Regions from separate parts of the Homo sapiens genome. Here region 2 is linked to region 1. The links are chromatin loops, found by intact Hi-C in ENCODE. Cell type or tissue: dorsolateral prefrontal cortex. All regions are shown on one strand. Links, peaks and the distances in the headings refer to the core of each region. The heading gives the core; the rest is flanking DNA.

Region 1 (8,335 bases), core at 17-8,016:
GCCACAGCCAATGTGAATGAAAGCACATGGTTAGGAGAAAATCACCTAGGACACCTGAAGATGAAAGCGCTGCACTGAGACAGACAAAGAACACCAATGATAACAACTAACCTTTTTTGAGGATTTGGTATAGGCACTGTTTTAAGCACTAAATAAATTAACTAATGTAATCTTCAGTAGAATTCTATTACAGAGATGTAGGTACTATTATATTATTATCAATACTTTGTTTGTTTATTTATTTATTTATTTTGAGAAAGAGTCTCGCTCTGTCACCTGGGCTGGAGTGCAGTGGCTCGATCTCAGCTCACTGCAACCTCCCCCTCTCAGGTTCAAGCGATTCTGCTGCCTCAGCCTCCCCAAGTAGCTGGGACTACAGGCTCACACCACCACACCAGGCTAATTTTTGTATTTTTAGTAGAGATGGGGTTTCGCCCTGTTGGCCAGGCTGATCTTGAACTCCTGACCTCAGAAGATCCACCTGCCTTGGCCTCCCAAAGTGCTGGGATTAGAGGTGTGAGCCACCATGCCTGGCCTGTTGTTACTTTATAGATGTGGAAAATAAGACATCATGGTTAAGTAACTTGCCCAAGGTCACACAGGTAGAGCTATCAATAGCAGACTGGAACCAATAGAGGCCCTCACAGAATGATTCTTGGGAGATTTCAGTTTTCATCTGAACTTTCTCAGGGGGATGTAATAATGTAAATGGACTCTTGGCCCCTCCATCCTGGAAGCTTGGCCAAGTGGCCTAAACCAGGGGTCCCCATTTAGTTTCTCCAGCCCCCTTTTTTCTTGCTGAGTTGTTTTAAAAGTTAAAAAGTGCTTAGTGACCTTGGACAACATTAGCACCTTCTAAGTCCTGGAATCCACCAAGAAGGAGGAAGGGAGATGGTGCTGAATTCCCCTAAGGCAGGGCTCAGGAAGCAAGAGAACCCTGTGGTCTAACCTTTCCCATCTGCTCTCTTGTTCCCAGGCTACGTGCAGGCCTGCCGCGCCCTGATGATTGCTGCCTCGGTCCTGGGTCTGCCGGCCATTTTACTGCTGCTGACTGTTCTTCCCTGCATCCGGATGGGCCAGGAGCCCGGTGTGGCTAAGTACAGGCGGGCCCAGCTGGCTGGTGTTTTGCTCATTCTGCTGGGTAAGACAGCTTTCTCAGTGGTACCCTACCTATGAGGGAGCCTGATGAATCTCAGATCTTGTGGTTGCTGCCTTCTCAAGTTCAAGAGAAATGTGAAAGGAAGCCAAGTGAAGCCAGTGGGGGATGGACTCCCACAATCTGTATCCCTTTGTATTTTATGGGCAGTTTACACAGAGGGCTAAGTAATGTCTCTGGGAGTCACTGACCATGAAGATAAGTTTAAAAAGAGAAAGAGGATTTTGAAGGTAGGAAATACCTAAGGGAAAGACCTGAAAGATGGAAGCCTTCTCAGTCTTCACAGTGGAATCCTTTTTGAACACCTATGCCCAGGTCCCACAGCAGATCAATTGAATCAGAATTTTCTGGGCATCAGGCCAGGCAAAGATATTTTTTGAAAGCTTCCCAGGTGATGCTTATGTGCAGGCAAGACTGAGCAGCTCAGTTAATAAAGAAGGAGGCCGAGGTGGGCGGATCACCTGAGGTTGGAAGTTCAAGACCAGCCTGGCCAACATGGTGAAACCCCATCTCTACTAAAAATACAAAAATTAGCCAGGTATGGTGGTGCATGCCTGTAATCCCAGCTACTCGGGGCGGGGGTTGCTAAGGCAGGAGAATGATTTGAACCCAGGAGGCAGAGGTTGCGGTGAGCTGAGATCACGCTACTGCGTTCCATCCTGGGTGACAGAGTGCAACTCCAAAAAAAAAAAAAAAGAAAAAGAAAAAGAAAAAAGAAAGAAAGAAAAAAGTAAAGAAGAGGGCAAGAGAAAAGTCAGGAGTTGAGGGTGGTTAGACCACCAGGTGATGGCTCCGTCCTTTAACTCAGTAAGCCTTCCTTGAGCATGTGGGCCAGACACCATGGTAGGTACTGGGGACACTGGGGAAAATAGGCCGTCTTTGCTTTGAGTGTACTTGGAAACCTCAATAGAATATGGTATGTGCTCATGTAGAAAAGGTATATAGTCTGTGCATACACATAGGAAGGCACCTAACCCAGACTGGATGAGTTTCCAGAGTGGAAGAACCCAGCAGTAAGCTCTGAGACTTGAAGAGGAGGTGGGCTGGTCATGAATTGAGGGGAGGGACAGTCCAGGGACAGGAAATGGCATGTGCTCATTTGGTTTTGCTGATTATACCTGCACATAAAGGGCTTCATTTAACAACCTATGGAGGGTCCTTCTAGCTCTCTTCTCGTCAGTGATTTAATTTCTCTCCGTTTTTTTCCCTCAGATGCTAGTTTCATTAGCACATTCTAAATCCTAATAGACAATATGAATTTTAAGAACAACTCTTGTTGCAAAGTGCGCATATCAGTGACAACAAATTAGTCTGGTAATGGGTTAGATATAAAATCACCTTCTTCTGAAACAAGGAATTCATACCCCCAGATTGGCATATCAGATGATGAATTTGAGGGGTAAGGATAAGGGGTCAGGGTTCTGTGTGGGTTGATGCCACTTGGTGGGTACCTCCCATCTGGAGGCCTCACACTCATAATGACACCAGTAAGGTGAGGGGACATGAGAGGTGGGGCACCATTTTCCAGGATTGCAAAGGGACGGAGGTTTGCAGGTTCTTGTGAAGCCACAAGGGTGTGTGTGTGTGTGTGTGTGTGTGCGCGCGTGTGTGTGTGTTAACAGGAGTGAAAAGGCCACTAATTTCCAGAGAAAAATCTGAATGTGGAAATTTTGGTTCCAGCCACAAAGAATTTGTGTGCCAGCGTCACACGGAACACATATCAGCATCCGGTGCTTTATCTGACTCACAGGGGCTCCCTCTTGCAGTGCTCTATGGAGGTCAGGTCTATTGTCTGACTCCCTTTCCAACAGGAAAGTGAAAGCTCCACAAGTAAACTTGGTTTGCAGAATCCAGGTGAAACCCTTCTCCTAGACACTTGCTGTTTGTTACTTTCCTCACATTCTCACAGAAGCCCCGGAAGGTTCTCTTGGGCTCTGAGGATGGCAGAGCCAAAAGGTGGGTCTGTTGTGTTGAGTGCTCATGTTTAGAAATTCTGGCCTTCCATATGAATGTCACAGGTATCCACAAGTGAGAGAACACACTAAAACAAACATACAAACCCTGGAAAATAGAGGGATAAAAGCAAAGTATACGTAGTTTAAACAACCCTAAAAACAACAGAATTGTTTAGTTGAATAATCAGGGATATTGAAGGAAAAAGCAACCGGTGGTTTGAAACTTCCTAGCTGAATTTGTTTTTCTTTATCTTCTAAAAGTGTGTTGATATAGATAGGCAGCATCACAGAGGAAGAAAGCAAGGTGGGGCTGGGGAGTGGGTGAGTGCCTCAGTCCCTGTTTGCCTGTCTGGAGTGAAACTATGGGGGAAGCAGGACATGGAGGGACCTGACCCCACCCAAGGAGGCTGCCCATTTCCGGACACTCACCAGAGTCCCCTCATTGCCCTTTTACGGCCTTGCATTTCCGATATTGTCTGCCTGCTTTGCTCCTATCCGGATTTGTTTCTCAGTGGATCACCACTGCCTTTGGGCTGGATGTTGTTTTGACCGGAACGAGCTAGCTCTGGAAATGTAAAGCTCATTGTCTCAAGCATGGCACCTGCTGATCTCCTCTAGGTCTTCTCACCACGGAGCCCCAAGTGCCTTGTTTCCCCTGTTGGCAGTGGTGGGAGGAGCATGGGGACTGAAGGCTCCCTTTGTGTTGCTCTGGACTGTTTCTGTCACTCCCCCAGAGAAGCCAGCGCTAGGCCTGTGCAAGGTCCTCAGGGTCACTGAATGGGGCTGAACAAACACACCTCATTCGACCAAAGAAGATGAGGCACCTCCTGGGTTTCGGGGGCCTGGGAACTGGACACAGTGTCACAGCTAGTCCTGGTATGGGAACTGTGAACACTGCTAATTGAAATCAGTTTTTCCTGACCCTGAAAATCTGTAATTATTTTTGTGAAAGCTTAAAAAAATTATGTCTGTTGTACAACTTTATCTTCTCAGCAGTTACGTTTGATGGTGTGAGGATTTGGTTCCTGCTGTGGAGGAAGAAATAGGAGCCAGTTGCTTCTAAAGCCAGATGAGTAGTACAGGAGCAGCAGGCTCTCAGATCTGTGGTGGATTTGAGGCTAATCTGTTTGTGGCTTTTCAAGAGTCCCTGCCAAGGCAGGAGGTGCCTGTGCCCTGAATTGTGTGATCTTATCAGCTGGAGTCAGATCCAACTGTGCTGAATCTGGAACCTACTACTTTCTAGCTGTGTGAACTGGGGCAGTTCCTTAATGTCTCTGGTCCCTTCCATAAAATGGGAACAATAACGCCTGCTTCTCAGGTTAGTAAAAACAGTGAAATGATGTGTGAAAATTATTTAGCATAGGATCTGGCACATGGTAAGTGCTCAATAAATGGTTGCTATTATTATTGTTATTGTTGGTTAGCTGGTTAAAAGAATACCCAGAGAGCAGCTGGGTATTCTTCCAATCATGTCAATTTCCTTCTTTTTATTTTTATTTTTTGAGACGGACCTTTGCTCTGTCGCCCAGGCTAGAGTGCAGTGGCGCAATCTTGGCTCACTGCAACCTCTGCCACCTGGGTTCAAGCGATTCTCCTGCCTCAGGCTCCCGACTAGCTGGGATTACTGGCATGTGCCACCATGCCCGGCTAATTTTTGTATTTTTTGTAGAGATGGGGTTTCACCATATTGGGCAGGCTGGTCTCGAACTCCTGAGCCGTGAGCCACCGTGCCTGGCCAAGAAGGTCTTTAAGAACGTTTTTATTTTGGAAAATATCAGACCTATATAAAAGTAGAGGAATAGTATAATAAACCCCTGTGAACCCAACCTCCTCAACAGTGATCAACTCATGGCTGTAATATATGCTTCATCTTTCCACTTCTCCATTTCTTCCAGTCTTCAGATTTTTAAAAGGAAATCTTAGATAGCATATCAAGAAAGATTTTTTTCGCTATTACTAATGTAAGAAGTCAGAATAATTTAAATGATTTTAATGAAAATTTTGCTTTGTGCTAGAAATGATGCTTTTAAAAGTTCTTTCAGGGCTGGACGTGGTGGCTCACACCTGTAATCACAGCACTTTGGGAGGCTGAGGTGGGTGGATCACCTGAGGTTGGGAGTTCGAAACCAGCCTGACCAACATGGAGAAACCCTGTCTCTACTTAAAATATAAAATTAGCAGGGCATGGTGGCACACGCCTGTAATCCCTGCTACTTGGGAGGCTGAGGCAGGAGAATCACTTGAACCCAGGAGGCAGAGGTTGTGGTGAGCCGAGATCGCACCATTGCACTCCAGCCTGGGCAACGAGAGCAAAAATCCATCTCAAAAAAACAAAAAACAAAAAAACCAACCAAAACTACAAAAATTAGCCAGGTGTGGCAGGTGCCTGTAATCCCAGCTACGCAGGAGGCTGAGGCACGAGGATTGCTTGAACCCATGTGGCAGAGTTTGCAGTGAGCTGAGATCATGCCACTGCACTCCAGCCTGGGCGACAGAGTGAGACTGTCTCAAAAAAAAAAAAAAAAAAGAAAAAGTCCTTTCAGTGGGAAGTGACAAAGCTTGAAAAAAGGTTCACTGGGGCCAGGCATGGTGGTTCACGCCTGTAATCTAGCACTTTGGAAGGCAGACGCGGGCAGATTGCTTGAGCCCAGGAGTTCGAAACCAGCCTGGCCAACATGGCAAAACCCCATCCCTACTAAAAATACAAAAGTTAGGCCAGCCTGGTGGTGTGCACCTGTGATTCCAGCTACTTGGGAGGCTGAGGATTGATGCTCGGGAGAATGAGTCTGCAGTGAGTCGAGATTGCACCACTGCCCTCCAGCCTGGGTGACAGATATCCTATCAAAAAAAAAAAAAAAAAGATTTATTGGAAGGAGGAAGAAATGTCAGTGTCTACTGATCTTGTCTTTCTCTGCCTCTTTGTCTGTCTGTCTGTCTCTCTTTCTCTCAGTTGTTACCTCCAACGTCAAACATACCTGTATTGATTTTATTTAACTTCATGTTTATTTAACTCCATGTGTTACCATGTGTCATCTCATCTTTAAAGAGATTAAAAGCCACACTTACATTTCATTGCTTTAAAATGGACTTCTCAAATATTTTCTGTTTGGTCACATCACCATCATTCTTAGTTTTTAACAAGGCATATCTTATCAATTAAAGAATGTATTGTGTTGCATTATTTGAAACTTGTTCTCAAAAGGGGCAAACAATTTTATTCTTTGAAGAGCAAGGAATTCTGCTTATGAGAGGACCAGGTTTAGATATATCTGTCTTTACATAGTGAAGCTTTCTTTTCCCTTCCCTTTCTCTCCCTTCTCTTCCCCCTTCTCCTCCTTCTCATTTTTAGCTAAGAATATACCTCAGTTTTACTTTCTGTTTTCCAACAACAAATGGTACCCCCCACCACCTTGTGTAGTTAGCTGTTGCATCTTCTGAAGGTAAAAAAGGAGAAAAACTGAAAAATCTGAGTGCTAAAATTACTCTGTCTTGTTTTTAGAGACTTAATTTAAAAATAAACTCTGATGATATAAAAAGAAAAAGAACAAAAATTCCCTTTGTCTGTCTTCAATTTTCTTGACCTTACAGGTAACTGACTTTCTAGAAAAACACTTTCTTTATTTTTCCCAAATAACAGAGAGAACCATTCCAAACTCATCTTTTTGGGTTTGCGAATAAAATTAAAACTATCAGGCCTTCTGTGTCTTTAAGAAAGGCAATTATTTTTGGCCAGTTATATTACTATTTCACATTTTTAAAAGTTAAGTAATGATTTGTCTTGAATTTTTAACTTTACTGGTCAAAACATATCTCTTTCTCTCTTGAAACCATTGCTGAAATTGAGTAAATTCTCCTTTTTTAGTTTTTAAACATTTCTCATTTTGGGTTCAATTGAAGGTCACTGTTTTCAGTGAGCCTCTCATTTCCTTTCATGTTGTGTGGCAGTCTGTCATTTTTTAGTGGTTTTGATGTGGTTCATCTTTGAGAGCCACAGGAATTCCACCCAGGGTTCATTTGTCTCCTAGGAAGTAAAGAGCCTGCTGGCACTCATTTGCCTTGTTTTGTGTGAATTGTAAGAGAAGGAAATCTTTAATGAGGTCAGTGATGAGCTTGCGACTTTAAGTGTGTTAAAGTCACAATAAGATTTTATGACTTTGGGTGTCAGTTTTGGTATGTATGAAGTAAAATGTAGAATTGAAATGAGACTACTTCTCATCTATCCATCCATTCGTTCCCCCGTTCACTCATCCATTCCTATGGAGGTTCATTGTATGAAATATTTAGACCTTTTTCTGATTTTTCCCTTTTTCTAATGATTTATATTGGAATAAAACCTAACAAAATCCCTAAAATACTCAAAACCAAGACTGATGGTTACTTTTGGGATATTGAGTCTGTTATTTCCCTGTGTGAAGATAATCTTGTTTTATGATTTGCTTAAGGGAACAATGAAATGAATTTAGAGGCAGTTTCTTGTCTTATTCTATAAAATCTCAGTGTGAAAGTTAGGTTAACAATAGATGTGGGGAATGCTTTCCTGCATGTGTGTGCACATGTGCTGTATGTGTAAATACAAAGTATAGTTGAAAAATATAAAACTTGATTTGAACCCTGAGTTGTTTTGAAACCAGTTAATTGTTTATAGGAAAGATCGGTTAGATTGAACCATATCAGTTGTTTGGGAATTAGAACTTTTTTCTCTACAGAATTCAGCTTTTCACTCCCCTTCTTTTTCCTCTAAACAAGCCTGGGTGTTTGGAAGCCTTTGCTAGGTTGCTGTTTTTTGCCCACAGCAGAACGAATGCCCACTTTTGAGGTTTAGGGCTGTGTAAGTAGATTGTGTATTGCTACGGAAAATCTACAGTAGTTCTCTCTGGCTGAAACACTCCAGAAGAGGATTTTAGTCCCTTTTGCTGACAGAGAAAAAGGTTTTTCTCTGTGTCTTGCTGAAAGTAGAGACTCTGATAATAGCCAAGCAATTCTCCAAGAGTGCCTGATTTGGAGTTCACGCCAGAGAAGAGAAAGAAAAAGACTTTCCCCTGCATCTGAGGTTTCCAAAGTCCTGAGCTAGAAAGGGAGGTTTCACGTACACACTGCTTTTCTTGAACATTCTAGTCACAGAAGGAAAATACATCTTCTCATGGTATCTCATATGAAAATATTACAGAAGCTGGCATGACTGTGCTTACTTTTTAAGAAAAAGGAAGCATTAGCATATGGATAG
Region 2 (8,335 bases), core at 14-8,013, 60 kb after region 1:
CTGGGGCCACATCCCCTTTGTACCATGGGCAGATGGGCCACTTCATGGCCAATGTAGGGGGCAAGAACTGCCAATATATTGGTGTGGTTAAAAGTCTGATTTTTGGAGTCGGATGTTCTGGGATCAAATCCTGACCTGCCACTCAGTAGCTGAGGGATTTGTGGCAATTTTGTTTCACCTCTCTGAGTCCTAGTAGACTTCATATGCAAAATAGAGTTACTGTGAGGACTAAATGGGATACTGTATACACAGCACCCAGGACACACAAATGTTCAATAAATGGCAGCTGGTGTTGCAGGTATTGTTAGGATCTGTTCAGAGGGTCTTATCTACTCTTTGTTGACTTTTTTTTTTTTTCATTTTCAGAGGGGCTGTGGAGAGTGGGGCAGTTACCAGGCCTCAATGTGAGGGCAGGCCTAAGATGTCCCTAGGATGGTTCTTCCTTCTGGAGGCCACCCAGTACAGCAGTTTGGCCCCATCATCTTCACAAAGGAGCACGCAATGTCGACAGGAGGGAGGACAGTGGGGGGACACACATCAGCTTGTGCTGGATTAAGGGACTGCAGAGTTAAACTAGGGGCTGCTTCAGGGCCTGAGCTCTGTTACTCAGACTTTTCTTCAGGATACATAACAAGGTCCACAGTCCATGTGAAAGGCACTGATGTCAAAATCACAGTCAGTCTGACAGTGGGTAGACATTCTCCCTGGACAGACGTGGCAGAGCAGGATAAATTTCATGGAGCATAGCCCTTACCTGAAAAGGAGCCCGTCACCAGCCATGGCATAAATGACCCTCGGCATCGGGAAGAGGGACCCCAGCAAGCTGACTGTCAGTCCTGCAACCGACCCAATGGCCACTACGAATTTGGCAGCATAGAACCCATGAGCCACAAACATCTCCATGAGTGGGGATTCCGTGTCAATGGTATAATATGGCACCATCAGAGTTAAGATCACGCTCACCTGTTAAAACAAGAGAAGACAGGGCTGGAGGTACAGGGGAAGAACAGCATGGATAGAGGCCCCACGGGAGAGGAAAGAGCCCTGCCCCTGGAGGCAGAGGCTTGCATGGCAGTTTGGATCCATTCACTTGCTGGCATGTGCCTTTACTGTAGACCAGTCATCTGGCCTCTAGGCCTTGCTCAATATTATTTCCCCACATGTGAATTTAGTGGACTGGGCCAGAAACTCTCTATCTCTCTGGTCCTTTGATATCTGAGGAGTAAGTCTGCAGGTATTTCAGCCCCATGAGCAGAGCTATGCTAACAGTTCAGTGGAGAGCAGATATTTCTGGAAGGAAGGAGCTGCAGCCAATGCCCTGCAACCAGGGCCTGGCAGGGACCATGAGCACCCTGCCCACGTGGACAAGACTCTCATTTCTCTTCTGCTTTCTGGTCCTACAGGGTTTTATCCGTACTCCCTCTCACTGTGAAACACCAGAGATAAAATCTCCAAAGATAAGTGCTTAAGAGGTCTATAGCCTATTAACTGTTGGGACCCAGATAAGGACTCATATTTCTATTTCCTTTCTCTAGCTTAGTCCTAGGATCCAGGCAGGCCAACAGACAAATGATGGCATCAGGACAGAATCAAGTCCTACTGATTATATGGCTGTCAGACAACTATGGCTTTGCTTAATCAGGAATCATTTACTGTGTGTGCTATAAGGGTCCACCCCCAGAGAAGAGGGAGATGCGAGGGAGGAGCAGAAGAGGAAATAGAGAGCAGAATGTCTTTGCTATTCCCTCTACCCTACCACCCCTCCTTCAACACTCTGCCTACGGGGAGAAATCAGGGTATGGACAGGACAAAGCCACTGGCATGCATGTGCATCGGGGAGGTGATAAGCACTTAACTGGGGGCTCCCAGGACCTACTCCCCTCGCATATTATTGATCTGCCTAACATCCCTGCCTTCAGAATTGGCCATAGGCAATGGAGCCACCAGTCATATGGCCAGATATGGGGGGCCCCCCAGGCCTATGAAGGCCAAATTGACATCAAGAAGGGATTCAAAGCCTGAAGGAAAGAGGGTGGTCACATGTAGACCATTTCTTTGCCTATTCCTCTGGAGCCAAGATCCTCCAGTGGAGCCAAGGGCCACCAAGGAGGACAGGATGTCCTAGCAAAGCCCAGCAACCTTGTTCTTCTCATGGTGGGGGAGGGGCTGCCTGCTGACCAGTACAAGACCAAACAGCTCCTAGGGCGTGTTTAAGGCCTGTGCAGTATGAAAGAGAATGTTTCCTAGTAACATAACCACTTGCAATATTTCCTCTGGGGATGGGGCAGGGTGGGCTGGAGGAGAGTGGGATTGAGCCTCCTCCAGCTTCAGGGAGTCTCCTGAGTTAGATCAGGATGGGTAAAAAGTTGGTGGATCATAGAAGTACTCTGTGGTCTATAAAGTGCTATTCTAAGGAGGGCACTGTGATGATTGACTTTATTGTGTGTGATAAGGGCCCACTCCTGGAGGAAGGGCGGGAATGAAGGAGGAGTAGAAGGGGAAATGCAGAGTGTCCTTGCTGTTCCTTCTGCCCCGCAACCCCTCCCTCAACATTCTGCCCACTGGGATAATCAGGGTATGTATGGACACGATGAAACCCCTTGCATGTGTGTGCTAGTGGGAGGTGATAATTGAGGCACCCATAAAACCTCTGGGTAGGCAGCTGAATGTCTGTAAACGACCCTCAAGTTTGCCCTGTGTTTTTCTCTGGCTTCTAGAACAATCCTGTTTGCAGCTTGCCTTAATGATCAATTGGTCTGGCTTCCTTAGCTAGTTGCTAAAGATGTCTTTTTTGGGAAAGAGAAACAGCAGGGCTGATCAGCAGCAGCACCCCCCACTGCCAGCTCTTTCCTAATTGTGGTGACCCAAGTGAGTGCGCCCCTCAGGACCTGAGAATGTTTGTGGAACCACACACTTCCTGGCCTGTGAGCCAATTTTCTCCATTGCCAGGGGCAGAGGGGGATGTTGGATGCAGCTGGGCTATTTCTGTGATAGAAATTCTGGGATGGGAGCTCCGAGAGCAAGCATCAGAGCATGAGGAGTGTCTCAGGGGCGTGATCCTGAGGAAGACAAGGCTGAAGTCTTTATCCTGAGGCTCCCCTAGGTAGGGATACCTGAAGGTGAATTTGAGCTGGTGTAACAAGAGGGAGCAACAGCTGAAAGAAATGGCACTTTCCTCCCCAGATTTAAGGGGAAGAGAGTTTGTAGAGGACAATGTATTCTCTCTCCCCGCTGTGCAGGGAGCCTCGCCTCTTTGCTGCCGGGAAGCTCCCAGAAGACAGAAGAGCATTGAGGAAAGTGCACAGAGGCCCACAATGCCTTTGCTTGCACATCCACCCGTTACTGCCAGCCTATGACCTGAGCTCCTTGGATGGCAGCCCATTCCCTGCACACCAGCCCCTGGGGCAGCAGCAGACACCAAGAGCTTGTGAGGATGGAGGGGTGGGAATGAAGGCCAAGGCTGAAGTGAAGTCCTGGGGCTTCTCCTCTTCTTCAGTTTGGAGTCCTAATTTTTTTCTTGTCATGGGGAGTGGGGAATGGGGCTACAGGGGACAAAAGACAGACACCAAGAAGACATAGGAAAGGACTCCTTCCTGACAGAGAAGGGAGCTCAGTGCCAGGGCCACATCGTGAGGAGGGTCCCGCAAGCATCTGGTACTTACAGACACATATGCTGTCAGGCAGATGACCAGGGAGGCAGTGATAGCATAAGGGATGGACGTGTTGGGATTCTTGGCTTCCTCTCCAGTGGTGGCGATGATGTCAAAGCCAATGAAAGCGTAGAAGCATGTTGCTGCTCCTTGCAGCACCTGTGTGGATGATGGCATTTGTCAGACTCAGAAGATCGGGGTGGCACCTGGGTCTTAAATGTGGAAAGTGCAATTGCTCTATGCCCTGCAGACATGACTGAGTGGCTGAGGGAGTAACATGGTGGAACTCGTGCTAAACACGCAGGTTCTGATCTCCTCTACTTTCTAGCTGTGTGGCTGTGGGCAACTCTCTTATGATGTGTAAATAGAGATAAGAAGAATTGGCCGGGTGCGATGGCTCATGCCTGTAATCACAGCACTTTGAGAGGCCGATGGGGGTGGATCACGAGGTCAGGAGTTTGAGAACAGCCTTACCAACATGGTGAAACCCTGTCTGTACTAAAAATACAAAAATTAGCCAGGCATGGTGACGCGCACCTGTAATCTCAGCTATTCAGGAGGCTGAGGCAGGAGAATTGCTTGAACCCAGGAGGCAGAGGTTGCAGTGAGCTGAGATCGCGCCATTGCACTCCAGCCTCGGCGACAGAGGGAGACTCCATCTCAAAAAAAAAAAAAAAAAATGCTTCTGGCTCTTAGTGTAGGGGATTCAGATACTTCTGCATAAGGAAGAATTATCCTACTTAAATTACTGTTAGTACCCCTGACAGATCAGCTCTATGGTAACTTCCAGATCTAAAATGATATAAAAGATTTTCAGATCTTCAGACATTCTATTGTCTTCACTGGGAAGACATGGTAAAGACAGTTTATTTGTTGCTCCTTTTGGGGCTTGAATAACCTAGTTGGGCACGAGGCAGGAGGTCAGAGTAAAGCTGGGGGATGGTATCCGCTCACATCTGCTGGCAGTCTGTCTGCCAGGAGTCCACATGGCTCCAGGGGTGTTTGGGAATGTATTATATATGTCAAAATGTCAGTGAAAACCTTCCATTGAAGAGTGGCTACTTTCTTTGAAAGAACCTATTGAAGTTTAAATGAGGGTTCCCCACCTCAGTATTTTCATTGTTAGCTCTAAGTAAAAAAGTGCCTCTTTGAATGCTTAGGGACGTCCTTTTAGAAGGTGAGAGATATTTTTGGACTTGTGTGTATGGGGTGAGGGAAAAAGAAGCAAGCCCTAGCCAGTGGTCCAGGAGGTGAGACCCATTGCAGACTGGACCATTTTATTTTTCTTTTCTCCACATTCAGTTTATAAATGATGGAAATCAAAACGTGTGCCAAGCTGACACTTGTCCAAAATTGTCACTCTTACTTTCCTCACTGACTTCTCAATAAGACCAAATATGAAATACTAGAACCTGTAAGGTACATCACAAAATTAAAGATCTTCTCAAACCTTCAGAAGCAAACTTTGCTCATCTGTAAAATGAGCTGGTGTTTCCTACCGTTTCTCTCAGCTAGGATTCTAATGTTTCAACCCTCTACTCTGGGGTTCTTATCCTGGAGGCCATGGAATTCAGGGCATCTAAAAATTTTGCTGGTAAAGAATTGCATATGTTTTTCACTACCTTCTAGTTGAATTAGCATTTCTTTCAGTTATGAATGTAGGTGACAAACTAACAATACCTGTGCCTGTGTCACCAATAGCAATCAGATATTTTCACTTCATATGAGAGTTGTTGCAGAGATCTTGAAATATCACTTATGCTTATTACTTCTTTCAGATTATGATAGTTATTACACATAGAGGTTAACATATAAATCCCTAATAGAGAAGCACATTGTTACTAGATTACAATATAAAAATAAAATAAAATTAAAAATACTTAATACTACATTTCAATATAATTGATTTCCTTTGAATTCGTGTGTAATTAGGCTATTCATTTAAAATCACAATTCTCATAAGGGATCCACAGGCTTCATCAAACATCCAGGTGGTCCATGGCACAAGAAAATTTAAAAACTCCTGGTCTATTCTAATAAGTCAGGTAGAAAGAACTTCTAAAATACAAGCAGTTCCATCTCTAGATGGCTACTTTCCAGAAGAAAAGAGAACTCCTGCTTTCCCTACAGCAAAGTTTTTCATACAGTGGTGTGGAAAACGTCTTTGGCCTCCAGACAAGGAGGGAAAATAGATCTCACCTCATCATACATGGAGGTTCACAGGCTTGGAAATGTGCTTGTTTTCACTTATCTAGAAAATATTACTGGTCTTCAAGGATGAACGGATGCTAGACTGCTGGCTCACTAAGTAGTCCTGATCAAGAAAAGTCTCACTTTAAGATAGTTCCTTCATTTTTGACAAAGGTGCCAAGAACATTCACTGGGGAAAAGACAGTCTCTTCAGTAGATAGTGCTGAGAAAACTGGATATCCATAGGCAGAAGAATGAAACTAGACCTTTATCTCTCATCATCTACAAAAATCAAATCAAAATATATTGAAGACTTAAATCTAAGATCTCAAACTATGAAACTACCACAAGAAAACATTGGGGGAAAATCTTCAGGACATTGGTCTGGGCAAAAATTTCTTGAGCAATACCCCACAAGCACAGGCAACCCAATAAAAACAGAGTTATTCTACACGTTCAAGTCCTTTGTGGAAATAAGCGGGGTTATAAATAAATCAGTATGTTGGCTATCTCTATATCTTAGGGAACTCATTCACCTTTTTGTACTTTGTTTTCATCCAACGTTTTCAAACGCAATCATAGGCTGTAAGACTACCCCTAGGGGATGTTTGGAAAGATGTTTGGAAAATCTCCAGGACACTGGTCTGGGCAAACATTTCTTGAGCAATACCCCACAAGCACAGGCAGCCAAAGCAAAAATGGACAAATGGAATCACATCAAGTTAAAAAGCTTCTGCACAGCCAAGGATACAACCAACAAAGTGAAGAGACAACCCACAGAATAGGAGAAAATATCTGTAAACTACCCATCTGACAAGGGATTAATAACCAGAATATATAAGGAGCTCAAACAACTCTATAGGAAAAAATCTAATAATCTGATTTAAAAAATGGGCAAAAGATTTGAATAGACATTTCTCAAAAGAAGACATACAGAGGGCAAACAGGCATTGATAATCAGATAAATGAAAATCACAACTATAATCAGATATTATCTCACCTCACTTAAAATGGCTTATATCCAAAAGACAGGCAATAATAAATGCTGGCAAGGATGTGGAGAAAAGGGAACACTCGTACACTGTTTTTGGGAATGTAAATTAGTACAGGCACTATGGAGAAGAGTTTAGAGGTTTCTCAAACAACTGAAAATTGGGCTACCATATGTTCCAGCAATCCCACTGCTGGGTATATACCCAAAAGAAAGGGAATCAGCGTATTGAAGAGATATCTGCATTCCTATGTTTGTTGCAACACTGTTTACAATAGCTAAGATTTGGAAGCAACTTAAGTGTCCATCAACAGATGAATGGATAAAGAAAATGTGGGACATATACACAATTGAGTACTATGCAGCCATAAAAAAGAATGAGATCCAGTCATTTCCAACAACATGGATGGAACTGAAGATCTTTATGTTAAGCAAAATAAATCAGGCATGGAAAGACAAACATTGCACATTCTCACTTATTTGTGGGATCTAAAAATAAAAACAATTGAACTCATGGACACAGAGAGTAGAAGGATGGTTATCAGAGGCTGGGAAGGATAGTTGGGGGCTGGACGGGGGGAGGTGGGGATGGTTAATGGGTACAAAAAAAGTAGAAAGAATGAGTAAGACCTACTATTAGATAACATAACAGGGTGACTATAGTCAGTAATAATTGTACATTTTAAAATAACTTAAAGAGTGTAATTGGATTGGTTATAACTCAAAGGATAAATGCTTGAGGAGATGGACACCCCATTCTCCACGATGTGCTTATTTCACATTGCATGCCTCTATCAAAACATCTCATGTACCCCATAAATATATACACGTACTAAGTACCCACAAAACAAACCCAGAAAAACAGGTCCTGCTTTCTCTTCCTTTAACATTTATTCTTCCCTTCTACACACACAGACACATATATGTACACACATAAACATGCACACACATGCAAATACATATAAACACAGATAAACACACATACATACACATGCAAACACATATACATACATATACATGCATACATACCCTCCTCTTGTAAATCATTTAGTGACTTGGCACAACAACCATATAAATTTGGGCAAAGCAATCTTAGAAAAAGGTGAGAGGTTTGTGAACCATGCCACGTAAGGAAGAACTGGGGACCTGGGGATGTTTAACTTGAAGAGCAGAAGACTCAGTGGAAGATGAAGAGGACACCTTTAAATATGTGCAGTACCGGCAGTTGGAGTCAATGTGATGTCCACTGTAGGCTTCAGAGGAAATCCTAGGGCCACACACATGGGAGTGACTGGCTTTAGTTAGGAGCATAGACTTTGTAGACTGTCAGGCCCAGGTTGATTCTGCCACATATTAGCTTGGTGACCTAGAACAAGTTCTTAACCTCTTGGAGCCTAAGTTTCATTCTTACTTAAATGGAGATAATAATAGCACTTAGCTCATAGTGTTGTTACAAGGATAAAATGAGATAATAGAGTAAACTGCAGTCCTATAATACAGTAGG

What was found. Peaks named below come from ENCODE experiments on the same cell type or tissue, not always from the same donor. Only the 100,000 strongest peaks of a DNase experiment are listed, where the experiment ranks them.
Region 2: it touches region 1 in a loop (4-fold over the local background); 18 of 110 quality-filtered maps call a loop at or near these places.

Annotation. Positions count from the first base shown.
Region 1 is chr3:170,422,187-170,430,521 of GRCh38, forward strand. CLDN11 (claudin 11) reads left to right here. Exons shown (of 3, transcript NM_005602.6): 2 at 977-1,141. It overlaps MIR6828 (microRNA 6828), which reads left to right and starts at 917; the gene lies at 917-976. RefSeq lists enhancers at 3,169-3,670, 3,671-4,170. In dorsolateral prefrontal cortex, for the core only: no CTCF peak of the experiment used is centred there; a DNase peak (open chromatin) is centred at 3,795; H3K4me3 peaks cover 7,679 bases; H3K27ac peaks cover 8,000 bases.
Region 2 is chr3:170,482,560-170,490,894 of GRCh38, forward strand. SLC7A14 (solute carrier family 7 member 14) reads right to left here. Exons shown (of 8, transcript NM_020949.3): 5 at 3,663-3,809; 6 at 755-963. The region is part of intron 2 of SLC7A14-AS1 (SLC7A14 antisense RNA 1); the gene reads left to right. Among named protein-coding and RNA genes, the nearest start is that of SLC7A14-AS1, 19 kb to the left of the region's middle. In dorsolateral prefrontal cortex, for the core only: CTCF peaks have their summits at 3,134 and 3,335; DNase peaks (open chromatin) are centred at 2,912 and 3,352; H3K4me3 peaks cover 458 bases; H3K27ac peaks cover 7,238 bases.